Linked DNA regions of Mus musculus: all the other regions are linked to region 1. The links are chromatin loops, found by intact Hi-C in ENCODE. Cell type or tissue: heart. All regions are shown on one strand. Region 1 has its middle 13 kb from the start of Gm34490. Region 2 holds the start of Gm34548 (a long non-coding RNA gene). Region 3 holds the start of Slc16a1 (solute carrier family 16 (monocarboxylic acid transporters), member 1). Region 4 has its middle 6.6 kb from the start of Gm34548. Region 5 has its middle 4.1 kb from the start of Gm26091.

The links. Peaks named below come from ENCODE experiments on the same cell type or tissue, not always from the same donor. Only the 100,000 strongest peaks of a DNase experiment are listed, where the experiment ranks them.
Region 2: it touches region 1 in a loop (6-fold over the local background); 28 of 42 quality-filtered maps call a loop at or near these places.
Region 3: it touches region 1 in a loop (3-fold over the local background); 14 of 42 quality-filtered maps call a loop at or near these places.
Region 4: it touches region 1 in a loop (6-fold over the local background); 28 of 42 quality-filtered maps call a loop at or near these places.
Region 5: it touches region 1 in a loop (2.4-fold over the local background); 4 of 42 quality-filtered maps call a loop at or near these places.

The regions. Positions count from the first base shown.
Region 1 is chr3:104,539,410-104,544,409 of GRCm38, forward strand. No RefSeq gene overlaps it. Among named protein-coding and RNA genes, the nearest start is that of Gm34490, 13 kb to the right of the region's middle. RefSeq lists an enhancer at 1,125-3,262. In heart, CTCF peaks have their summits at 2,111 (motif pointing right) and 4,580 (motif pointing right); a DNase peak (open chromatin) is centred at 2,122; H3K4me3 peaks cover 955 bases; H3K27ac peaks cover 1,544 bases.
Region 2 is chr3:104,680,305-104,685,304 of GRCm38, forward strand. It overlaps Gm34548 (a long non-coding RNA gene), which reads right to left and starts at 324. Exons shown (of 4, transcript XR_867542.1): 1 at 293-324. In heart, a CTCF peak has its summit at 2,896 (motif pointing left); no DNase peak of the experiment used is centred here.
Region 3 is chr3:104,636,726-104,641,725 of GRCm38, forward strand. It overlaps Slc16a1 (solute carrier family 16 (monocarboxylic acid transporters), member 1), which reads left to right and starts at 1,939. Exons shown (of 5, transcript NM_009196.4): 1 at 1,939-2,103. In heart, no CTCF peak of the experiment used is centred here; DNase peaks (open chromatin) are centred at 1,926 and 2,496; H3K4me3 peaks cover 4,219 bases; H3K27ac peaks cover 3,278 bases.
Region 4 is chr3:104,671,563-104,676,562 of GRCm38, forward strand. No RefSeq gene overlaps it. Among named protein-coding and RNA genes, the nearest start is that of Gm34548, 6.6 kb to the right of the region's middle. In heart, a CTCF peak has its summit at 2,876; DNase peaks (open chromatin) are centred at 3,029, 3,459 and 4,089; H3K4me3 peaks cover 1,604 bases; H3K27ac peaks cover 2,196 bases.
Region 5 is chr3:104,594,706-104,599,705 of GRCm38, forward strand. No RefSeq gene overlaps it. Among named protein-coding and RNA genes, the nearest start is that of Gm26091, 4.1 kb to the right of the region's middle. RefSeq lists an enhancer at 2,230-5,000. In heart, a CTCF peak has its summit at 1,940; DNase peaks (open chromatin) are centred at 2,626 and 4,966; H3K27ac peaks cover 2,921 bases.

The sequences.
Region 1 (5,000 bases):
CTTCCTTCCTTCCTTCCCTCCTTCCTTTCCTCCTTTCTTCCTTCCCTCCTTCTTTCCTTCCTTCCTTCCTCCCTCCCTTCCTTCCTTCCTTCCTTCCTTCCTTCCTTCCACTCATTCATTCATTTATTTGGGGGGGGGGGGGTGAAACAGAGTTTCTCTGTGTACCCCTGGCTGTCCTGAAACTTATATAGATCTGGCTAACCTTGAACCCTTACATCTACCTACCCCTGCCTCCCAAGTGCTGGGATGAAAGGTGTGTGCCTGCTTTCTTATAAAACCCAGGATCACCAGCCCAGGAATGAAACCACTCAAAATGGGCCAGGTCCTCCCCCGTCAATCACCAATTGAGAAAATGCCCTACAACAAATCTTTTTTTTTTTTTTTTTTTTTTTTTTTTTGGTTCTTTCGAGACAGGGTTTCTCTGTGTAGCCTTGGCTGTCCTGGAACTCACACTGTAGACAAGGCTGGCCTCGAACTCAGAAATCTGCCTGCCTCTGCCTCACAAGTGCTGGGATTAAAGGTGTGCGCCACCATGCCTGGCCCTACAACCAATCTTATGGAGGCAATTTCTCAGTGAGGTTCCCTCCTCTCAGATGACTGTTGTGTCAAGTTGACATAAAGCCAGCCAGCACACTCATCGATGATGATGATGGTGATGGTGATGATGGTGATGATGATCCCTCCCTCTGAGTCTTATTCTGCAACCCTAACTGGAACTTGCTACTATGTAGACCAAGGTGGTCTCAAATTTAGGTCTCAAATCCTCTGCCTCCCAAGCACAGAGATTGCCACAATGTCCAGCATGCTTTGATTTTTACATAGATTACTGGCATATATTTGGGGTCATAAATATAAAACTATACAAGTCCAAACATCTAAACATGCAAAAATGTACCTAGTATGCTGCTGCATGCATTTAACCTCTGCACTTAGGAGGCAGAAGCAGGCAAATCTCTATGAGTTCCTGGCCACTCTGGTCTACATAGAGTATTCCAGGTCAGCCAGGACTACATAGTGAGACACTGTCTCAAAAAAGACAACTAAACACAAACAAACAAACAGACAAACAAACAAAAAATAGTGATGCAGAGATGTGGTCTGAGTTTTATCTAAAATGTTTGGGTTGAAAGGCTTGGCTTCAACCACACATACTCATCCGATTTACAGGCGGTTAGGGGCAGAGTTCAAGTGTTTCATGACATCAGAACGTTCTGTAGGATTTGGCTGGAACTCTTGCCTCCTCCCTACCTGAACCTTCACCCCCACCCCCGTCCACCTCCCACATTTCTGGCCCACTTTCACCCCAAACCTTTTGCAACCGTTTAAATAATTTCCCACACCTGACCAGGAAAGGGGCTCCTGGGCAGGAGCTGAATCTGCTACGGAAACCTGGACTTGGGTACTGAGAGCTGAGGCACTCTGGAGATCCGTACAGTCAGAGACTGGAGGAAATGGGTCATTGCTCATGGCTGGCAGGAGCTACTGCTAGCCTGAGCTTTTATGCTGGGAAGAAATCCTTGCTCTTTCAACCAATGACCTACATGAACCTTCATTCCCAACAGCAATAAAGTGGGGCAATAAAGTTGGAAAGAAAAGCTGACTCCACAGCTGTGGGGCAAGAGTTCCCTGGCAGGAAAAGAAAGGCTGAAAGACCTGGTGCTTTCCCGGGACGAAAAAAAAAAAAAAAAAAAAACAAAGAGAGGCTGAGAAAGGAAGATTGGGGGCAGGAGGGGGACGCTGAGTCTTGACTAAAGCCTATAAATGACTGCACACCAAAAATTTTTATCACTTTTCTTCTTCTGTCTCCCTATTTTATTAAACATCCTGACTGTCCAAGGTGAGGTAAGGGTGAGCTAAAGGGGAAAGCGGTTGCAGAACCAAATCAAGTGTGGAGCTTGGAATCATGGGAATAGTGGGGCTCTTGGCAGAACTCTGCTGTTTGCTGGCTGTGCCCTGGAAACACCCACTGCATTGGCTAAATCTTCCCAGCAAACGCTACTTTACCATGATTTTGTTACATCCTGAATTGGTGACCTAGTGACCTTTTTGGTCTTGTCCTCTCCTCTCCCTCTACTGCTCTTCCTCTTTTCCTTGGCGTCCTAGAGTGTCATTTACCGGTGGGCAGCAGAGGGCGATCTGGCCCCGAAGAATGACCGAGTCGAACCCCTGGGCTTGCTAATGACTTGCAGTTCCATCAACATAAAGTGACAAAGGGACATTGTCACGAAGCCTTTGCCTTTCCATTCCAGAAGGCGCTACTGTCTTGGCTGACCCCTTTCCCCTCCCTCCCACTTCCCTTGCTGCGTCCCCCTCAGTCCACAGCAGCGGAAAATGAACGGGGTCCACAGTGGAGAAAAAAACAAACCCCAGGGCCTGCTGAGGGAAAACCGTAGGAAAGTGACCGGCATTAACAGCTGCAAGAGTTTCTCTCTCTCTCTCCATCCCCCACCCCATCTCCCAAACCTCAGCATACCTAATTATCCCCTGCAGGACTTGTTAAAACACAGCTTCCTGGGCCTCACCCTGGAATTCTGTTTTAACAGCCTGGACGGGGCCAGGCGTTTGCATTCTTGCCTTTTCCAAGGTATTCCGAGGGAGCACAAGGTGGGGTTTGGAGCGGCGTTTATGAATTCCAATGCAGAGATAGGAGTAGACTGCAGTTTGGGTCAGGGGCAACATTCTGGTGAGATGACACCCCCCCCCCCCCCCAGATCCTTCTGACTCCAAGCTAGAAGACTTCATAGATCAGCCAACTCCCTCCCTGGAAAGGAGCTGAGAATGTGTCAACAAAAGCATTGTTTGGAGGGGGGCTGAGTCCAGATAATAGGCTGCTTCTCCACTGACTGCTTCTTTCATCCGCTGGCTGGAGAATCAGAGTCGGCCTCTCCTTCACCCCTGAGCAGAGATGGCTTCTCCTCCATATTAAAATAAAGAATTATTCCTGAGCCCAGCTGTCCTTGTTTAGCACTCTCCAGATCCAGGACCTCCAGGGTGGCAGAGTCCTGTGTGGAATGAGCCCTTGTCCTCAAGACACCAAAAGTCCTTTCAGTCACTTAAAGAGAATTCCTTCTGTTTACTGCTGAGAGATAAAAGACAGAAAAGTATTATGGCCTACATATTAACCCCCATGTGATACTGTTAAGAGGGAGTACCTCCCAAAAAGGGTAAGCCAGGCCAGCACCAATGCCTCCAGCCCAGAACTAGAATGCCAGGCCAGCAAGGAGTCCTCAGCTAGACATATTCTCAAAGTGGTGGTGGTGTGTCTCTCTCTCTGTGTGTGTGTGTGTGTGTGTGTGTGTGTGTGTGTGTGAAGGAGAGAAGGACAAAGAGAGTGAGCCTTTTTTTTGGTTGTTTGGTTGGTTGTTTGTTTGGTTGGTTGGTTAGCTGTTTTTTTTTTTTTTGGTGCTGGGGATCAAATCCAAGACCTCATGAACCTAAGCAAACCTTCTACCACCCGACCAAGGGGGGGGGGGGCTATTGGGAGGCAGTTGGGTCACCAGGGAAGAACCCTTGTAAATGAGGTTTAAGGGTTGATATTTGTCCCTTGCAGACAGTGAGAGGGCACATTAAAATCATTTTCTCATGAGGCTGAAGAGATGGCTCAGTAGTTAAGAGCACTGGCTGTTCTTAACCAAAGGAGCCCGATTCAATTCCCAGTACCCACGTGGCAGCTCACAACTGTCTGTAACTCCAGTTCCAGGAAATCTGACATCCTCACACAGACATACACACAGGCAGAATACCAGTGTACATAAAATGAAAATAAGTTGCCGGGCATGGTGGCGCACGCCTTTAATCCCAGCACTCAGGAGGCAGAGGCAGGCAGATTTCTGAGTTCGAGGCCAGCCTGGTCTACAGAGTGAGTTCCAGGACAGCCAGAGCTATACAGAGAAACCCTGTCTCGAAAAACAAACAAACAAAAATGAAAATAAGATATATATATAAAGAAAAACATTGTCTAAACAGAGTAAGAGGACACATACTCGTAATATCATTTGGAAGTGGAAGGAGGAGGATTAAGAATTCAGAGATTGACCCCTGAGCTCTTGACTCTAGCTGCATATGTATCAAAAGATGGCCTAGTCGGCCATCACTGGAAAGAGAGGCCCATTGGACACGCAGACTTTGTGTGCCCCGGTACAGGGGAACGCCAGGGCCAAAGGGGGGGAGTGGGTGGGTAGGGGAGTGGGGGTGGGTGGGTAAGGGGGACTTTTGGTATAGCATTGGAAATGTAAATGAGCTAAATACCTAATAAAAAATGGAAAAAAAAAAAAAAAAAAAAAAAAAAGAATTCAGAGATTGGGGGCTGGAGAGATGGCTCAGCAGTTGAGAGCACTGACTGCTTTCCAGAAGTCCTGTGGTCAATTCCCAGCAACCACATGGTGGCTCACAGTCATCTGTAATGGGATCCGATGCCCTCTTCTGGTGTGTCTGAAGACAGCGACAGCGTACTCATATACATGAAATAAATATATCTTAAAAAAAAAACAAAAAAAAAAACTCCCTGCTTTGACTCTGGGTGGCTCCTGGTGGCTGACCCAGAACAAAACCTCAAGCCTGAGAGATTAGTGTCTCTGTGGTCTATAGCCTTTCATAGACAGCAGAGGGCATGCAGGACTCTGCTAAGCTGGACAACTCAGAGCCACATACAGGTACAACCAGTGGATGCAGTACAGATATTCAGGATCACTGGACACTGGGAAGATGTAAAGCAAACCACAGTGATATACACCTTCCCCAGAAAGAACTGCCATTCTCACATGGGGGCTGGTGAGACTGTGGGCAGGAGAGAACATTCGACACTGCAGGTAAGAGTGTCAACTGTCACAACCGTTAGGGAAAACAACCTGGTGTTCCTCGAAAAGACAAAACTAGAGCTATCACGTGATCCATCAGTACTGGATATACATCCACAGGGAGTGAAATTACAGGAGAACACACTTTACCATAGCCAAGAAATGGATGCCATCTAAGATAAACAGATGAGGAAATGTGATACC
Region 2 (5,000 bases), 140 kb after region 1:
TTTCTTCAACGTGTGTGTTTTTCCCCCCATGATGCATCTGATGTCATTTATTTACTTACTTTTTGTTTGTCTAGGAGGCAAACTACATAGACTAAGCAGACTATGTAGCCTGACCTAGATCTCACTATATAGGCCCAGTTGGCTTCAAACTCAAGAGATCCCCCTGCCTCTGCCTTCTGAGTGCCAGAATTAAAGTTGTGTGTGGCCATGGCAATGCATCTATCTGATTTCAATTACATGTACAGTCAGTCATGTATAGGCATGGCTTGGTCTTGCGCGCACCCTGACTCACCAGTAAGAACAATGCTGCAACAGGATCCTTCTGCACACATTTATTGGGAGAGCTTGATTGCAGAGGCGAAGAGACCCCAAGCCCAGAACTGGTGCTGCTTATATAGGCCTAGGAGAGGCGTGTCTCACACCTGGATTGGTTGTGCTTGGGTTATGCTTACCACCTCATTTGCATGCCTACATCTGATTGGTTAACTTCTTTCTCGTCTGATTGGTTAACTTGTCTCTCATCTGATTGGTTAACTTGTCTCTCATCTGATTGGTTAACTTGTCTCTCTTCTGATTGGTTAACTTGTCTCTCATCTGATTGGTTAACTTGTCTCTCTTCTGATTGGTTAACTTGTCTCTCATCTGATTGGTTAATTTTAGTTAAACCTCATCTTGGCAAAAAAACTTTACTGCCTATGTATGTGTGGTGGCCAGCGGTAGCCAGTGCCACCCTGCAACGGCACATGTGGCTTCCCACAGCTTGGTAACAGGAGATTTTTCTCTAAAAGTTCTCTCAGTGTGCCTTAGTGTGCAAGCACTCCAAACCAGTTCGGGCTGGTTCAGGTCCATGCTTCAAGTTACTGGCTGTGCTGCTGCAGGATGCGTTTGACATAAAGAAAGCAACCAAGAGGTTGCTAAGGGATGTCTGGAGGGGTTGTGAGTGCAGTGTGATGCAGGTTGCTAGGTGCAGTGTTATGCAGGTTGCTAGGTGCAGTGTTAGGAGGGTGGTGGGCAGATAGCCCAAGTCAAGTGGAGTCCCAGATTGCTAAACAATCCCTATGCTTGTCTGCCTCAAAACTGTGGTCTGCTTATCAGCACTTTGGTTATAGTTCTGCATAGTGACTTGAAGGTGTCCTTATTGCTTCAGGGGAGCAAACTGGTTCCTAGAAGATAATTATTATCCCTGTTGATTCCTAGAAGATAAGTATTATCCCCGTTGCAGAGGGCAGCCTCACCATTGTGGACAATTCCTCTTATCTGAGGGATGGTCTGTCCTGTGAGGCTCTGCTGGTCCTGGAATCCAGGTGACTCCAGTTTAAGATAATGACTAGAGACCTGGAAGAAGGTGTCAGGAAGGCTGGCAGTAAGCTGCTTTAGTTACTCTTACCTTTGTTACTTTGGTCTTGAAGAATGAGATGGCCAGGCTTTTAGGTAGACTCTCCTGGAGTGACTCCCATGCCCATCCATGTGCAGAGGTAAGCAGATGACTAAAGGGGGGGGCAGTCAAAATGAATAAGCAGTGATGCCAGGCAGCAGGGATGCAGGCAGGCAGCAGGGATGCCAGGCTTTCATGTCACTGTCAGTTAACCTGAGGGTCCAAGTGAGCCCACGTGCCTCCTATGGGAACTTTGGCCTATCTTGTCAGGTCCAAACTCAAGTAAGAAAGTGTGTGTGTGTGTGTGTGTGTGTGTGTGTGTGTGCGCGTGCGTGCGCGCGTGCGTGCGTGCGGGGTTTTTGTTTTGTTTTGAGACAGGGTTTCTCTGTATCATCCTGGCTGTCCTGGAACTCACTTTGTAGACCAGGCTGGCCTCGAACTCAGAAATCTGCCTGCCTCTGCCTCCCAAGTGCTGGGATTAAAGGTGTGTGCCACCATTACCTGGCATAAACTCAAACGTGTGTTTTGGGTTTTTTTTTAAAAAAATGTTTTTAAAGATTTTTAAAAATTAATTTTATGTATGTGAGTACACGATAGCTATCTTCAGACACACCAGAAAAAGGTATCAGATCTCTTTAAAAGATGGTTGTGAGTCACCATGTGGTTTCTGGGAATTGAACTCAGGACCGCTGGAAGAGCGGTCAGTGCTCTTAACCTCTGAGCCATCTCTCCAGCACTCAATATTTTTATTCACTTTGTTTCACTGTTTTGAGACAGGTTCTCTTTATATAGGTAGCCCTGGCTGTCCTGAAACTCCACATGTAGACCAGAATGGACTTAAACTTACAAAGATCAGACTACCTTTGTCTCCTGAGTGCTGGGATTATAGGTGTGTACCATCATCATACCCGGCTCAAACTCAAATATCTTTATAGTCAATTGCTTTAGAGTTCAGACAAGTCAACTTGTAATCACTTAGAGACTTGTTGCTTCGCATATTGCATATATTATGGTGTTTTGTTTTTCTCGTTACTGTGACAAAGCACTGGAGTAAGGCAATCTAAGGAAGGAGAGGTCTGTTCTGGCTCACAGTAAGGATACAGTGTACCTGGTGGGGGCAGGATTTGCATCCACAGTAGGAGAGATTAGTGCTGGTGCTCAGCTGGAATCCCCCCCACACACACACACACCTCATTTCCCCCTTCCCTGCCCCCATCTCCATCCCCACCCCATCCTGAGATAGTGCTATTCACATTTAGGCCAGCTCTTCCCTGCTTTTTTAGCCCTGTCTGAAAATGTCTGTGTAGACACGCATAGAGGTGTATCCTTATGATTCTACACCCAGCCCAGCAGACATGGAAGATCAGCCATCACATCTGGCCATCTGAAGACCTCTGTCGCCTAGGCATTCCTCTGCTTCTGAACAGGGTCTCTGGGCTGCAGTCTTCCTCAGGGTGTAGTCCATTGAGAAGCTTGTCTATCTAGTGTGCGCTGTGTGCTACTGCCACCTGCTGTTCATGTCCTAAATTTACATCACAAAGTTGGCTTTGGGTCTCATTTCTCCCAGGGGTTTCTGCAATATCTCAGAAAGGGCAGTGGCTTCCCTCAGAGTGAAGGACCCAGGAGAGAGTGTGGCTACACTAGGGGATGCTGTGCTGCCTTACAGGCTACTCACATATGCAGCGCTGCTTCCAGCTTCTATTTGTTAGAAGTGAATCACGTAATTGACCCGTACTCAAGGAACTGATTTAGGTTTTATAGCCTCAAGGAAGAATATCAAATAATTTCTGGATGTACGCGTTGCCAGGATTTGAGCCCAAGACCGTTCATAGGCTAAGGGATCTCATCACCACTGAGCCCCATCCTACCCCAACATCTTCTTTTAAATTTTTTGTTGTCTATTTTTGTTTTGTTTTGTTTTCTTGAGACAGGGTCTTACTATGTAGCCCTAGTTTACCTGGAACTGGCTAAGTAGCCCAAGCTGTCCTTGAATTTACAGAGATCTGCCTGCCTCTGCATCTCCAATGCAGAGGTTAAGGATACGCATCACACCTTTTGATCCTCCTTTAATATTGATTACACATAACTTATTTATTTTGTATGTGCAAACATGTGGGAGAGGGGGCAATTTGTGAGAGCCTGCTTTTTTCTTCGGCCATGGAGGGCCCAGAAATTGGCCCCCAACACATTTTCTCAAATCACGGTAGGACCTCTACAAACCTCTCCTCTCACCTCACCTCTACTCTCCTGAGCACGGTAGATAAGGAGACTTAGCTTGGCCATACTCTCCTGTGTAGAGCACGTGAGGCCTGAGGATAGAATCTCCTGACCAGCTCAGACGGGAAACAGGCGCTGTGGGCTTGGTCTTCTCTTTCCCACCACTGTCTGTCTCCTGCTGTTTGGGTAGGTATGTCAGAGACTTTATTTTTTTAAGGATTTTTGTGCATTGGTGTTTTGTATGCATATATGTCTGTGTGAGGGTGTCAAATGCCCGGAACTAGAATTACAGACAGTTGTGAGCTGCCATGCAGGTACTGGGAATTGAACCCTGGTCCTCTGGAAGATCAGCTAGTGTTCTTAACCACTGAGCCTTTCTTTAGCCCTTCCCTGCCACATCCACTCCAGTAGTGACTCGAGTGACAGGCCTAAAAGCTTGGGCGCTGTCCCAAGATGAAAAGTTCATGGAAACTTAGTCTCCTGGAACCGTGGCATCTCATAGCACGAATGCTCCAAACTTGTCCTTGCGTTAGTCAGTGAATGGATCTGTGTGCTTTCTTTCAGTATTGTTTTATTATAGGTGTCTCCAAGCAATGACTTGCCAAATATCTAAACAAAGTTGAACTTTGCTTCCTGGCCTTCACCAATGCCCTAGGTAGTCCTTGAGCCGACCCTGGTCTTGGAATTTAGTAAGAATGTTACCTATTATTCAGTAACATTCAGAATTGCCTCTAGTATTGTAAGAGAGATAGTGAAAGAAATCAGGCATTAGTATCTACTACATAGAGTTAGAAATCTCGGGAGCTGGAGAGATGGCTCAGTGGTTAAGAGCACTGACTGCTCTTCCAGAGGTCCTGAGTTCAAATCCCAGCAACCACATGGTGGCTCACAACCATCTGTATTGGGATCTGATGTCCTCTTCTGGTACGTTTGAAAACAGCTAGAGTGTACTCATATAAATATAATGAATAAATAAATAAATAAATAAATAAGAAATCTCAGGGCAAGCTTAGCAAAGTAAGTTTAGAATTCTTATTATAGTTATGTATGGCAGACTCCATTACTTAGTAGAAGAAAGTCCCCCACATAATCACTTAGAATAACAGTCAAATCACTCCCATATATAGGAATTTACAATGGTTTAGGAAGTAGATTGGGCTGTGGTAAGGAGGAGCTAGAGTATTGCACTATTCATGAGAAGGTTAGCTAGAGCAGAACTCCCTAATTAGAACCAAGACTTAGTCGTGAAAGCCCTTTCCCCGGGAGTGTAAAGACCTCACACCTGGCTCCTAAGAATATAGCTGACCTTAGATAGAGCTGACTTTGTCTCAGTTGTTTTATTGCCTAGTTCCTGCCAGTCTTTATGTTTGCATTCCTCTGTTTTGTGTAAGAGTCATTAAGCATCCGG
Region 3 (5,000 bases), 97 kb after region 1:
CACTGAATGTCTTATCCTAACAACCCTAAACCACTACTGTTTTAAGTTCCAACCACCCTAAAGACCTGAAGAGCTTTTCCCTTCTATGTATTTATCAGATGTAAAAGACAAAATATTGCTCATAAGCAGCACTTGGTGGATTTCAAACTGGATCCTACTAAGAGTTCCTAGTATGAACTCTTCATACTGAAAGGAGGCAGAGGGGAGCTGAAGGCACACAGGGCCTCTTTGGTTTTTTGTTTTGTTTTTCGAGACAGGGTTTCTCTGTATAGCCCTGGCTGTCCTGGAACTCACTTTGCAGACCAGGCTGGCCTCGAACTCAGAAATCTGCCTGCCTCTGCCTCCTGAGTGCTGGGGCACACAGGGCCTCTTTTCAATCTCTGGTTCTTCATCCACAAAACTAAGTAGAGGGCCTATTTCGGAGGATTAGGAAAACCAGTGTAGGTAGGGAGAGGTCGAAGAGCAAATGGCGGGGAGGGCAGGATCTTGGTATGCAGTAAGAGCCTTGGAAGCCAGAAGGCCTGACTTTAAAAAATATTCTCACTGGGTGTGATGGAGCACATGCCTTTAATAGCAGCACTGAAGCAAAACCAGGCGGATCTCTTGAGTTTGAGGCCAGTCTAATCAACGTTACAAGTTTCAGGCCAGCCAAGAGAATACATAATAAGGCCATGTCTCAAAACACAAAATTAAACAAATAATCTTAGCGGTAGGGAGACAGAGGCGGGTTGATTTTTTTTTTTTTTTCATGTTTGCTCTCTTAGTTCGAAGCCAGCCTGATCTACATGATGAGTTCCAGGCCAGGTGGAGCTATACACACACACGAGGCTATCTCAAAAAAAAAAAAAAAAAAAAAAAAAAAAAACAAGAAATCAAAAACAACCAACCAAATACCCATCTCGTAATAATAAAAATATCAAGGGTCCTGGCCATCAAGAGTACTCACTAGTTTACCACTTCAAGACACTTTGGAATCTGGGCTTGGTGAAGAACCGAAAATGGCTCTTGTGACACCAGGCTCTGTGGCTTTGACTTTAAATGTTGGCGACTTCCTAGCCTGGTGACTTCTGCCAGTTAACCTCGTGAAGCCCGGGGTTCCTTAGTTACAAGATCTTCTTGGCACCTAATACGGTTGTGAAGATCATACAAGATAATTCTGGTACAGTGCTTACTTAGCATGCAACTGTCCTAATCCCACTAGCCATAATCCCGACCCGTCCCCCAAATCCAGTGTTCATAAACTTCTGGCCTAAGAGCATGCTCATATCAGCGTTTCCAACGTACACACTCTCTGCCCCGGGGCCAGTTTCTCCTGACCGGCTTGTCCTTAAACTAAGCGTTCATCAAATGCCACAGGTCAGGCTCTGTGACGAGATACTTGCGTAAAATCGCACATTAAACTTCCTAACGCCTCCATAGTGGCTGATGTAGCGCAAGGAAACAGGCCCGGAGGGTTCCAGCAACTTCCCAGGGTCCCCGAGCCCGGGTTCCAGGCCCACATCGGAGTCTACCAGTGTCCGTCCATTCAAAATGCTGTTCAGTCCCCGGACTCCGACGGTCCATCGCCTTCGCCCTCTGCACCTCAGGGTCCGCCCTCAGGGCAGTTTTTTTTTCCCCTTTTCTCCTCCAGAGCCTGAGGGGTGAGGCCCACGATGGCGTCCCCGGCACGCGCCAAAAGAAGCTACCCCCTCAGAGCGCTGATAAGGATGTGCGGGGTCTCCGGGCCGCGGCGCCGGGTCACGTGGCGGGAAGGGGGGCGCCGGCGCGCGCGCCCGAGCGAGCGAGCGGGCACGCGCAGCCCGCAGCGTGTGGAGGCGCGAGATGCCGAGCTGGGAGTATGTATGGCAGGGAGGGGGCGGCGGCCGGGAAGGCCGACTCCACCCCCTGTGCGCATGCTCCGGCCCCCGCGGGTTATAAGGCAGCCGCGCCTGCCCCGCCAGACAAAGTGGCGAGCTGCGACGTGACTGGTCGGTCGTGTAGGTGCAGCAGCCAAGGAGCCCGGCGGCGGGCAGGGGACACGAGCGGGACCCCCCCGGCTCCGAGGAACTGCGGCCCGCGCCGCCGCGTCACGCATACTCCGGGCGCCGCGAGACACACATAACGGTTAGTCCGGGCTGAGCGGGCAGCGCGCGGCACGGAATCCGCGGTGCCCTTGGTGCCCCGGTGGGGTCGCGGAGCCCCGCGGGCACGCGGGGACTTTCCTCCCTGGGGCAAGGGTCGGGGCGAGCGACGCGGCATCCTGGGCGCGCGGAGCCGCGTGGCCCGGAACGTGGCGTGGGTGAAGGGGACCTTGAGGCGCTGGGCACAGCGTCTCTCCCGGCCGAGCTGCGGGCCCGTGGTCAGGTGGCGGCCGCCGGGCTGCGGGAGTCGGGTCATGGTGCCCGGTGACCTTGGGGGAGACGCTTCCAGCGCTGCCTACTCTAGGCGCCTGGAGAGATGCTTAGGTCGGGAAGAGGGACGACCTGAGGCCGCTTCACGTGGTGCACTCCTGCCGCCTTCTGCTGGGGCGGGAGTTACTTAGGACTCGTGGCATACCCGCCCAGCCTCCCCGGTCTGCCAATCGGTGTCCCACCAGGTGACTTGCTAGAGTGGTGTGAGGAATGTGAGGAGCTGCATTGCGGACCGCCGGTACAAGACTACGGGGTTCGAGTGAACTTTGAGGAAGGGGCTCTTTATGGTCCAACCTGTGGCTTCGGCGCGTCTGCCGCGGGCACGGGGTCCCAAGGCATCCCTGTGGAGCAGATTTAAACGTCCTTATATTTGGTCAGAGCACACTTTCTGGGCCAAGTACATCCCTTTGCCGAGTACATTTTAGCTTTTCTTTATGATGGCGTTTTTGGTGCAACCAGCAGTTACGAAAACTAGCGTCTGATCACTCAACCAGGAAACGCACGTGTTACTACTTCAGTCTTTTCCCGTTTTCCAGTGGCTCATTATAAACTGGCGGGCTACTGCTAGTAGTTACACAGTGACAAACTACTTTTGTTTTTTTTTACCCATAACTAATTTTGAAATCTTAAGGCGTCATTCCGCTTAGGCTCGGGGTGTGTTGCTCAGTGGCATGAGTACCTACCTGCCTGGCCTACCATGCCTGAGGCTCCAAAGTTTGATCGTCGGCATTGAAAAAAAATTACTTTGGTTTTAAATGAGTATATGCTGATGTGTGAGATTAGTAATTGTACGAGAGTTTGGGAAAGGGTGGATGGGAATTAAATCAAGCAGGGTGGGTTTTTGTTCTCGTGTTTTGCTTGTTTTTCTCAGCTGAATAAGAGACTCTTGAATTTATTTATTCATCATTCATTTATTTTAATTAAGTGGTAAATGGTGCTTCTAAGTCCAAGTCTTCGGGGATGTGTATGTGTGTGTGTGTGTGTGTGTGTGTGAGAGAGAGAGAGAGAGAGAGAGAGAGAGAGAGAGAGAGGAAAAAAGGAGAAGGAAGTGGTCAGTCCATCGCCTTAACCTTTCGGAAATTAAATCCAAGGTGTACAGGCAGGAGGTATAGGCTTTACATAGTGAGACCCTTCTCAAAAAAAAAAAAAAAAAAGTAAAAATGACTAAATTTTACAACTTTGCTTTCCAAGTATCATAAGAAATGACCAATAATTCAAGACTTTAGATGGGGGGGGGGGGTCGACACAGAGCTTCTCTGTGTATCCCTGGCTGTCCTGGAACTCTGTTGACCAGGTTGGCCTTGAGCGCAGAAGAGATCTGCTTCTGCTTCCCCAGTGCTGGAATTAAAAGCGTCTGCTACCATGCCCAGTCCTAGAATAAATGTTTAATTAAGTGTATTTCAGTCATTTCATTGTGGGTTTAAGTAGATGCTGTTGGTTTATCAGATTGTGACCTTGTTAAATATGAAAGTTCTTAGTTTGAGGAGCATTTTGAGAGTTTTAAAGCTTTAGCTGTACGATTTACATAATCCTAAACAGATTAAGGGGGGCAGGGTGGGGGATAAGGTGGTGTAAACTTGGATACCTATAAACTCTGACAAAAAATAGTGTTAGATTAGTATTTTCCCAACTTCTTGAAACTTTCATTCCCACTGTGCCTCAGGAACTTCCTATTATGCATTTCATGCAAGGTCTGGGTCCCCGTATAATGCCTACTTGACTTTTTTTATTTCCCATACTAGGGAATATGGACTAGGAATATGGAACTTGAACACAAAACTGAAAATTGTGGATAGAGAAGTTAAGATTCAGCAGAAAAGAAGATTCTAGTATTTACCCTTGGTTTGTAGTCTAGCTGGAAAGCAGAGGTAGTTGAGTACTCTTAGCAAACAGTTTAGGGGAAAGTAAGGTTACCATGGGAACAAACACTGTTTTGTATAGGTGTGAGAAAATGCTCAATTTAAGGAAACACTAGATATGCCTGCATCTCTGAGGAAATACTACTTAATCTGCAGTTTGATAAAGGGGTGGGAGCTAGTTTGGCATAGGTGGTGATAGGTTGAAAGGGCATTTTTGAAGCTGAAAGAATTTCATCAAAAACTAAAACATAGAAAGGTCAAAAATAATAAGAGGGACTAGAAATGTCAGCCAGTGGAGTGCCTTCAGTCATTGTAAGGCCACAGGAAGAGACTGAACAGTTAAAAGAACTTAGTGTGGCTGGGCAGATTTGCATTTTAGTATCATTCTGGGGATAGCTGGTTAGAGGGGTTTTAGAGTGGGACCATATGTGAATGAATACCTAGGGGAATCCTTGAGAAAAGGAAGGAAGCAGGTTTTGGGTAGGGGACTAGTTAGGTGTTGGAGATAAGAAACGGGTGAAGTTAAGAATGTGGTTCAAGTTGCTAGCTGGAGCAAATATAAATTTTTTTATCTTCATTTTAACCAATGGGAATCCTGAGGTACTGTGACTACACCAGAACTGCCCAATGTATAAAACTCATAGATTAAATTCAAAGCCATTTCTGCCCTCTTGTCTGTTTTCATTGGTGAAACTGAAATTATTTTGTTTCCTCTTTACCTTCTCTACTTTAAGTATGGAAAATGCTAATT
Region 4 (5,000 bases), 130 kb after region 1:
TTTGATGTAGTTTGTGCACCAGACTGGAAGAAGGCAGGACTGCATGCAAGATTTCATTTCAAATTGGGCCATCTGGTCTGGAAATAATGGCAGTCTAGAGGAGGATGGGGGTGGAGAGGAAGGCAGAGGGAACCTAAGGAGGTTTAGAGGAGGCTGAGCAGCAGGGGTGAGAGGTGGGGGCTGGGAGGAACCCAAGGCGCCTGCCAGTTTCTGCAGCAGGTGCCACCCGATAGGGTGGGGCCCCCATCTACTCCTGGCACTTGATCCTAGGGAGGTGCCCACTCGCATCTCCCCGTCTCGGACTGGGCTCGCAGAAAGCCTCTTCTCTCTCCTCCACTCTATGACCTGCATGCAATTCAATTCCACCAACCATGAGGAAGTGCCCATTCCGTGCCAGGAGCCCTTAGAGACTTCTCTCCAGATTCACCAAGTGGAGTTCTGCTGAGCACACTGAAGCAGAGTCGGGAGATGGGGTTAGCAGGGGAGAGGAAAACTGTGAACCTTTGGCCAATAGTCAGGCCCTCTTTTTAAAAAGACCCTAGTTTTTCACAGCCATGTTGGGAATACTGACGGTCACCCCAAAGCCCACTATTAACAGGAAGCACGCAGCCTCTTCCTGATCAGAAAGCCTGCTGTCCTATGGCCCTCCTGTTAGACCCACAAGGGGAACATCCCACGTGACCCTTCACTTCCTCAACCCAGCTTCAAGCCATTAAATCCACTCCTACAAACCCAGGCATTCTCCCTAGAGGCCTCCAATTAACACAGAGATAAGAAGACCCTTCCACTGCCAGGATACTATAGTAACTTCTTTTTTAACTTTTAATCTTTATTGCTAGAATTGAACCCAAAGCCTTGAGCATCTACCACGAAGCTGTACTTCCAGCTAAGTTACAGTAAACTGTTTTGTTTATTTATCTTTTGCAGTGCTGGGAATGGAACCTGGGACTTCACACATGCTAGGCAAGTGTTCTATAATGGAGGTGTATTTCTGGGCCTTTACATCTTTTAAATTGTTTGCTTGTTTGTTTGAGAGGGTTTCTCTGTGTATCCCTGGCTACCCTGGAACTCAATTTGTTGATCAGACTGACCTCAAACTCACAGAGATTTACCTGCCTCTACCTCTCAAGTCCTGGAATCGAAGGCATGCACCACCACCACCAGGCTTTTATTTTTTGAGAAGCTCTAAGGATGGCTCAGTGATTCTTACAGAGGACCCAAGTTCAGTTCCCAGTACCCATGTCCAGCTCACAAGCACCTGTCACTTCTGTTCCAGGAGATCTTGTGTCCTCTTTTGACCCCTTCTTAGATATACACATAAATTAAAATTAAGATCCTTTATTAGCCGGACAGTGGTGGCACACGCCTTTAATCCCAGCACTTGGGAGGCAGAGGCACGAGGATTTCTGAGTTTGAGGCCAGCCTGGTCTACAGAGTGAGTTCCAGGACAGCCAGAACTACACAGAGAAACCCTGTCTTGAAAAAACAAAAACAAAAACAACAACAAAAAAAATCCTTTTTGTTTTTAAAGATTTATTTATTTTATGTATGTGAGTACACTGTTGCTGTCTTCAGACACACCAGAAGAGGGCTTCGGATCCCATTACAGATGGTTGTGAGCCACCATGTGATTGCTGGGAATTGAATTCAGGACCTCTGGAAGAGCAGTCTTACCCACTGAGCCATCTCTCCAGCCTAATCCTTTGGTTTTTATGTAGATAATGTGTTGCTAAGTTACTCAGGTTGAACTGAACTCTGCCATCCAGGCAGCCTTTGTACTTCCTCTAGTCTCCAACTTCCTAGCCTCCCACTAGGCCAGTGTTTTATTTCTTTTAAAATTGATTACATTTACTTAAGTGTGTGTTTGTGTAAGTGTGTGTGTGCTCTTGTGGAGGTCAGAGAACACTCTATGTTAGTTTTCTTCTACCTTACACATCTGGGTTGGCTTGGCACCAAGTGAGTTTGCCTGCTGAATCCTTCCGCTGGTATTTGTTTGTCTTTTGAGAGGGTTTTGTTTATTTGATCCAACTGTGTAGCCCAGGCTTCTCTTAGATTAGACATTCCCTCCTGCCTCAGTCTTGGGAGTGTTGAGAGTATAGGCATGTGACACCACACCTGGCTTACACTTATTCTCAAAGTTTTCTTTTCTGTCCGCTCTCTTCTTCAGAGTCTCAGTATGTTGCCTGGATGGCCTTCAAACCTCTGGGCTCTTGTTTCTACCTCCTGAGTGGCAGGGACTTGGGGTGTGCACCACCACACCCAGATTAATATTGACCTCTTATCACACTTGTGCAGGCAAATTATAGGTCTGCTGTCTGGAGCCCAGGCCAACTTGTTAGGAAGGAGAAAGGCTCAGACACCCCTAGGGTTGAAAGACAATAAAATTTTTGTTTTGTTTTGTTTTGTTTTTTATTTGTTTACAGTCTCCCCTTAGCCCAGGCAAACCTGGAACTAACTCTGTAGTTAGGCTGGTCTCAAACCCACATTGGTTCTACCTTACCCTCTCAAGTGCTGGGATTACTGGTGTGAGCCATCATCACCATGCCCTGACGGGCATGCCTTTACCTACCTTACTCCTAAATTTGCAAACACCTCAGGGTAGTTTTGCAGCTGGTGAAACTGGAGTTGTGTTGGGTTAAGTCACTCTTGCTTATCAATGTCACGTGACCATTTGTGCATAAGCTAAGAAAAATCTTTTTTCCAGTAGTGAGGCCTGAACCCTGTCGCCAGGGCCTCTTAAGCAAATGCTGTCACTGAGCTGTGTACCCTTAGCTCCCTGACCTGAAATCTCCACCCCTTCACGCCTGACATTCATGACTGCTTCCCGGTGACCTTGTGTCCTGGATCCCTGCTTCTTATAGTCCTTCTTTCCCCTAGAGGCAGGCTCAGAAAGCTGTTTTCCTCTTACTCTTGTCTCGGGTCATTTGGCTGAGGAATTGCAGCTGCCTGGGCGGGGCTGGATGGTAGAGGTGTCTGGATCCGCAGAGAGGAAGCGACTGGAGTTCTCAAGAGTCCTGGGTTCACACTGACCCTTCCTGGTGTTCCCTGGCCCATTGCAGTCCTCCTGGGCATTGCCTAGGCTCCCCGTGTTTCTGCTTGCTTACACCCAGTCCTCAGGATGTCCTCTTCCCTTGCTAGAGCCTCAGCCTACGAGCCCGAAGCTCACATCCTGGGGGTTAATTTCTACCAACTCTAATGCCTTCAAATCCCAGGCTGAGCCTTCAGGCCAGGGTACAGCCTGCAGAGCTGACTCATGTGAAGTAGCTATTGGGTGACAAAGGTGAGAGTGGGCAGAAGCCTCCAGCTGCCCCTCCCATCCCTCCCCCCCCCCCCCAATCTGGGCTCCAAGCCACTGTCCCACGCAGCTTTCAGGGGGAAATGTCCTGATCTAAACTAAGACCAGTGCTATTTCCTGGGTCACAAGATCTCCACTGTGCCCCCTGGACAAATCTCGGTGACACCGGGTGCTTGAGCTGCATGGCTGGACAGGCTCCAGGCTTTGATGCAGCTTCTGCTTGAGGCGTTTACCCCAGCAGCTTGGCCAAGCTAAAGCAACCATTCATCCTGACTGTTTCCAAATGGGGGACTTCCTCTGATGGGAAGATCGTCTGATTCTAATGGGGTCTACATCTTGCCTTAAGTGCTGCTCCTAGAAGACACTAGCGCCAGCCCCCTGGGAGTAGAAACTGTCTACTCCCTCCCACCTACACCTCTGGAGAAATCCACGCACCCACCCTCACACCCCAGTACTGCGGTCATTCCTAACACAACACACCCCAGTGACCGCAAACATCCTCCCTCCTACACACAGCTGGACCTGATCTACAGAGGCGTTAATTCCTCAGGACCTGAACAGCGGCTGTTCCAAGTCCAGGGAGACCTCACGCCGACCTTCAAGGAACAAGAGAGGGGCCCGTCGCTGGACACCCAGGATGGTCTCCGCCCACCCTCTTTCCCATCAAAGCCTTTTCTCCGACATAGCTCCGTAGAGACAGTTCAGGCCCTTACGTGGCAGTGTGCGGCGCCCTCGTGTGGCCCATAGCCACCCAGCACGCTGGCCCCCTGGACCTTAGCTTTACCTCGGCTCCCCTGGCACACCTAGGTGTCCCCTCCCCCATCCGCTCCCCCCAGCTGTCCCCACCGGATGTCAGAACTCCACCTATTCCTGTACGGTGGCTTCCTGTCGGTCAGACCAGGTTAACCTGCTCTTTCCATTAATAGGAGGCTTTGAGAGTCTGGAGCAGGAATCCTGCCACGCTTAGCAGATGCCCTGCTGAAGTGAATTTCCTCATGTGTCTGTCTCCCTGCCCACTCTGAAAGGGCTTCGTCTAGGAAGTGAAAGAAAGGAAAACAAAAACAAAATTACAAAACCAGAGTAAGTTCGCAAGAAAACCAGAGTCACCCATCATCAACTGGGCTTTGACAATTTATCCACCGGAGGGAATGCGAGCTGACTTTCAAGCGTTAAGATTTATGGGAGGCTATTGGTACTGGGCACATAGCTAAGGCAAAGATAAGTCAATCATGCTTAGTGGAGCCAAAACCAGGTTGTTTACCAACCTTCACTGATGATAGTGACGATGATGATGATGGCAAAAAGAGAAATAGCTGTAATTCCAAGTAAGCCAGTTTAGCTGTTATGAATAGGAAATCCCCTTTGGGCTAACCTGTACAAGCCCAGTTAACCTATCTTTGTGAGGTTTTTTTGTTTTTTGTTTGTTGGTTTGTTTGTTTTGTCTTTTTGTTTTTTGAGAAAGGGTTTCTCTGTATAGCCCTGGCTGTCCTGGAACTCACTTTGTATACCAGGCTGGCCTTGAACTCAGAAATCCGCCTGCCTCTGCCTCCCGAGTGCTGGGATTAAAGGCATGCGCCACCACGCCCGGCTTCTATGTGAGTTTTTGTTGTTTTTTTGTTTTTGTTTTTGTTTTTGAGATGGTCTCACGATGCAGCAGCCCTGGCCAGCTTGGAACTAACAGAGATCTACCTACCTTTACCTCCAG
Region 5 (5,000 bases), 55 kb after region 1:
GCCAAACATACCTGGTAAAGCCATTTCTCACTTCCGTTCCCCAGCTGATGAGTTCTGAATTCGGCAGTTGAATCCTTCTCAACAGTCTGCTTTACGGGAACCTTTATCACCGTCGTTCCCCAGCTGATGAGTTCTGAATTCGGCAGTTGAATCCTTCTCAACAGTCTGTGTTACGGGAACCTTATAACCTTGATTCGCAGTTCTGGTTCTGGAATGAAGTATCCCTCCTGCGCCAGTCCGGAGTTTTTTCTCGTCCCGGATTTTCTCGTCCCGGAATTCGGCACCAATTGTTATTAGACGCGTTCTCACGACCGGCCAGGAAGAACACCACAGACCAGAATCTTCTGCGGCAAAGCTTTATTCTTACATCTTCAGGAAAAGAGAGCAAGAAGCAAGAGAGAGAGAAAAGCAAGAGAGCGAGAAAAGCAAGAGAGAGAGAAAAGCAAGAGAGCGAAAAAGCAAGAGAGAGAGAAAACGAAAACCCCGTCCCTCTTAAGGAGCATTCTCCTTCGCCTCGGACGTGTCACTCCTTGATTGGCTGCAGCCCATCGGCCGAGTTGACGTCACGGGGAAGGCAGAGCACAAGTAGTCATAAGATACCCTTGGCACATGCGCAGATTATTTGTTTACCACTTAGAACACAGGATGTCAGCGCCATCTTGTAACGGCGAATGTGGGGGCGGCTCCCAACAAAACCCCACTATATATCACAGATTTCATAGGTAACCCCCAACAAAAACAAATTTCTAAATCGGACTAATATAGAGCCTTCCAAATCTATTCCTTTAAAGGCAACAAAACTTTCCTGTGTATTTATTGAACTGTCAGACAGTTTAACTTGCTAGTCAAACACACAAGCTTTGGTCTGATTAACTCTCAGTTCTGTTTCTATTTCTTGCCAAGAGTTCAGCTTTGGGCAGATTTATTAGCACAGTGAACAAAGAGAAACAGCTAACTGTAGTGGTCCCCCCTACCAGGGAGGCTGAGGCAGGAGGATCACTTGAGCTCAGGACTTTGAGGTGAGTTTAGGTTTGTCTCTAAAATTAAATTGAATTTAAAAATTAAATGGAGCCCAGATTCGGTAGTGCTGGTCTTTAATCCCAACACTCTGGGGGCAGAGGCAGGAGGATCTCTGTGGGTTCAAGGCCAGCCTGGTCTACAGAGGGAGTTCCAGGACAGGCAGAGCTGTTTAGAGAAAGACTCTGTCTCCAAATGAAAAGAAAACTAGTACATGCTGAGCATGTAGTATGTTAGTATGTAGTGTGTTGTAGTATGTTAGCATAAGCATGCAGTATGTCACTTTGTCATACCCAGTTCAAAGATGAGAAGGGAGAGGCAGAGAAAGAGTGAGGAATTTGCTTAAAAGGAAAATAGAAAAAAGGTGGTGCACAAAGTCCCATCCCAGACCAGGATCCCAAACATATATCCTTCTGGTCCTTGAACACTGAGGGAACCCTCACTGTACCGGGGGTCTCTAGAAGTCAGACAAGGAGTCATCCTGGCCCCCAAGAAGTCTTGTGTGGCATGACTTCACCACAGTGAGGTTTTTATTCTCAGCCACATATGTTTAGAAATTCAGTCTGTCTGCCTTACTAGGTATGGCAGCGTACACCTGTAATCCCAGCACTTGGGAAATTGAGGCAGGAGGATTGCTATACATTTAAGACCAGCCTGGAATTACAGAACAGGCTCTGTTTAAAAACAAAACAAAACAAAAAAGCCAGAACAAAATCCAATCTGCTAACACATAGGCAGTGAATTTGTTTCCTAAAGCTGATTCAAAATCCCAGAGGCTGGTGTTTAAAATCACAACAGCAGTTTATTCTTAAAATTATTCTTGGATACAGAAAGAAGCACAAAGGCTGGGGACTGATACACTCATGTCACACGTTCAGCACTCAGGAAGCCTAGTGGCCAAAGTCATTGCTTGCAGAGCCGGCATCAGAAGCCAGGGAGCCCCTTTCCTTTGTCTCTAGGAAGTCTGTTTTAAGTTATGGATACTGCAAATCATGACAGAGTCAGGCTCATTGGTGCCAAGGCATCAACTGACCTGCCTTAAGAACTGAGCAGGTGAGGGTAATCTCTTTCTTGCCAGCCCTTGAACCCTCAGTTTTCACTCTGAGACCCTTTCTGTTCCAAAGCCTCCAGGGTCCAGCCCTGGTCCTGAATACTGTGTGTGAATTGAGGTCAATTATTACCCCATACCACACAGCACCTTGCAGCCCACGGGGCCGTGCTTTTCCTTTACTAAGTGAAACGTTGGATACTATACTGACTCTCAGCTTTCTGATCTTGAAAGGGCAAGTTAGTTCCAAGTTCTTGAGGCTTCAAATCCTGACTGAAGCCTAAGAGCCAGGGCTGGCTGGTGGACATTAGCTACTCTTTCATTTCTGAAGGTTTTGCCGGGTGGGCTCTCAAGCTTCAGAAACAGACTGTCGCCGTCAGATTTCTGCCTGTCTCCTGAAAACCAAAGGATAACAAATACTGTTTCTGTAGCTACCGAAGAGACAGACCGCTTGGAGGAAGATCTACATGGCTCTGCAGACTCCCTGGCTGTGCCAACTCTGGGGGAGTCGCTGCACACAGCAAGAGTCGGCTCTAGTTCTTGGCTCTTGGCCACAGTTCCCACAGCTACAGCAACATTGGCAGCTCCTGCTTTCGTGCAGAGCTTCTAGCATGCTGGGAGTCTCCTGCTGACAACCTCTGAAAGACAAGGCTCCAAGTCCTACTAGCTAAGGCAGCCAGAACTTAAAGGCGAATGGCTGCGGCCAGATCCCTGGAATCAGGTCATGTCAGAATCTACTGCAAGAAAGGATGAACCCCGCCTGTGTATGTTATATAACACTTTGCACAGAGGGGATAGTATAGAGAAACTATAGACCTAAGTCTATAAAAAAAGCAGGCTGAGCAAGCCATGAGCAACCTCTCACCTCTCCTGAGCTCTCAGAGTTCAGGGAAGAAAATGTAGGTTCTGAGGAGCAGATTTGCTTTTAATTTATTTTTTTAATTCTTTATAATTCATCTGTTATATTCAGAATGAATTCACAAATTTTGGTCAATTTCATATCTTATTAACCAGTGTTCTAGAAATATTTTTACTTATGTAATTAATCTTACTTATTTACTTAATTTTGAGACAGGGCCTTACTATGTAGTCCTGGATTCCCTGAAACTTGTGTAGACTAGGCTGGCCTTGTCTTAGGGTTTTTACTGCTATGACGAAACACTATCGCTAAAAGCAACATGTCATAGTCCAACACTGAAGGCTGAAGTCGGGTCAGGAAGTCAGGGCAGGAACCTAGAGGCAGGAACCTAGAGGCAAGAGCTGAAGCAGAAGCCATGGAAGGGTGCTGCTTACTGGCTTGCTCCTTCATGGCTTGCTCAGCCTGCTTTCTTATAGACTTAAGACTACCAGCCTAAGGATGGCAACATTCACATGGAGCTAGGCCCTCCCACATCAATCATCAATCAAGAACATTTCCCATAGTTCAATCTGCAGAGTCATTTTCTCAAGTAAGATCCCTTCTTCCTGGAAAAACCTAGCTTGTGTCAAGTTGACATAAAAGTAGCCAGCACAGTCCTAAAACACAGAATTTACTAGCCCCTGCTAGGATTAAAGACATGTACCACTACACCTGGTTTTTCTTTCTTTTCTTAAATTTGGGGGGTGGGGGCTGGGGAAGGGTGGCCCATGGGCACACATGCTCACGCTTGTGGATATGTGCACATGAATGCAGGTCCCTTCAGAAGGCAGCAGAGGGTGTTTGAGCTACAGGCAGTTGCCAGCTGCCTGTCAGGGGTGCTGGGAACTAAACTCACTGTGTAGTCTTGGATGGCCCAGAACTCACTTTGTAGACCAGACTGGCCTCGAACTCAAAGAAATCTGTCTGCCGCTGCCTTTGCCTCCCAAATTCTGAGACTACAGACTTGTAACATCACACTGGACCATTGCCCTCTTTTACCTCTCTCCCATTCCTTCCTGCCTCCTTTCAAGTTGTTGGAGTGTGCTGCAGGAGGGAGAGAGTCTCAGTTTAGGTAGAGCTGTTCACATGAGCATAGGTGGGGGGTTATGTACCAGACACTGGGCAATTTACCAGTGATTACACCACTGAATAAAATAACTTCCTTCTCTAGCAACCATTAACTGCCAATAGTCCCTCAGGGAGGGATAGGGCCTGTGAGCTCTGGGGCAGGTTTTTTCCCCTACACTTCTGGGCTCCCACACAGGCAAATACAGTGAGGATCCAGGCCTTGCTGTGGTTGTTTTGTTTTGCTCTTTTTTTGAGGCATGGCCTCACTATACAGCCCGGGGAGGGGGGGGGGGCTCCAGCCCAGTCCTGCTTCAGAGTTGCTGAGCTTATAATAGCCCTTTGACACCACTTCCCAGGCAAGACCCTGCCTTCTGAGACTCATTCTTCCAAGACTCCTAGGTAGATTCTGAGCTCCAGGCCACAGAACACTGGAAATATTTGGTGATCCACGACCTCTTCTGGGAGAGATCTCTTGATTTTGCTGGGAGAAGCATTCAGACTGTCTGCCCTGCTCATTGAAGACCAAGCAGGGTTCTAGACTGCCAAGTTCATTTATTCAACATAGGAAAATTTATTACCATTTCCTGCCTCAGTCCAACATTCACACCTGAAACGCGTGGCGTTCCTAGCAGTGCTTAAGGGTTAACTAAATGGGAAGGCTTGGCCCCTCGGTGATCCTTCTGGGTCTGGGTGTTTTTGAACATTCCCTACGCTCTACTCCCTTTCGTCCTAATGGGCCCTACCCATTGAGGTGGATTCCAGACCTCTCCTATATCTTTGCCTTGGCTCAGGCCTCTGACCCCTCCACAGCATCGACTCAAAGCAGAGAGATGGCCAAAATAGGCAGTCAGAGAAGAGCACAGGCGTTCATTCCTATTGCGTCTGCTCAACCTCTCAGCCGCCCTGTCAGGGAGCCTCTCAGAATCACAGGCTGGGCCAGAGAGTCTTGCCCTCCTCATTCACAGTGTG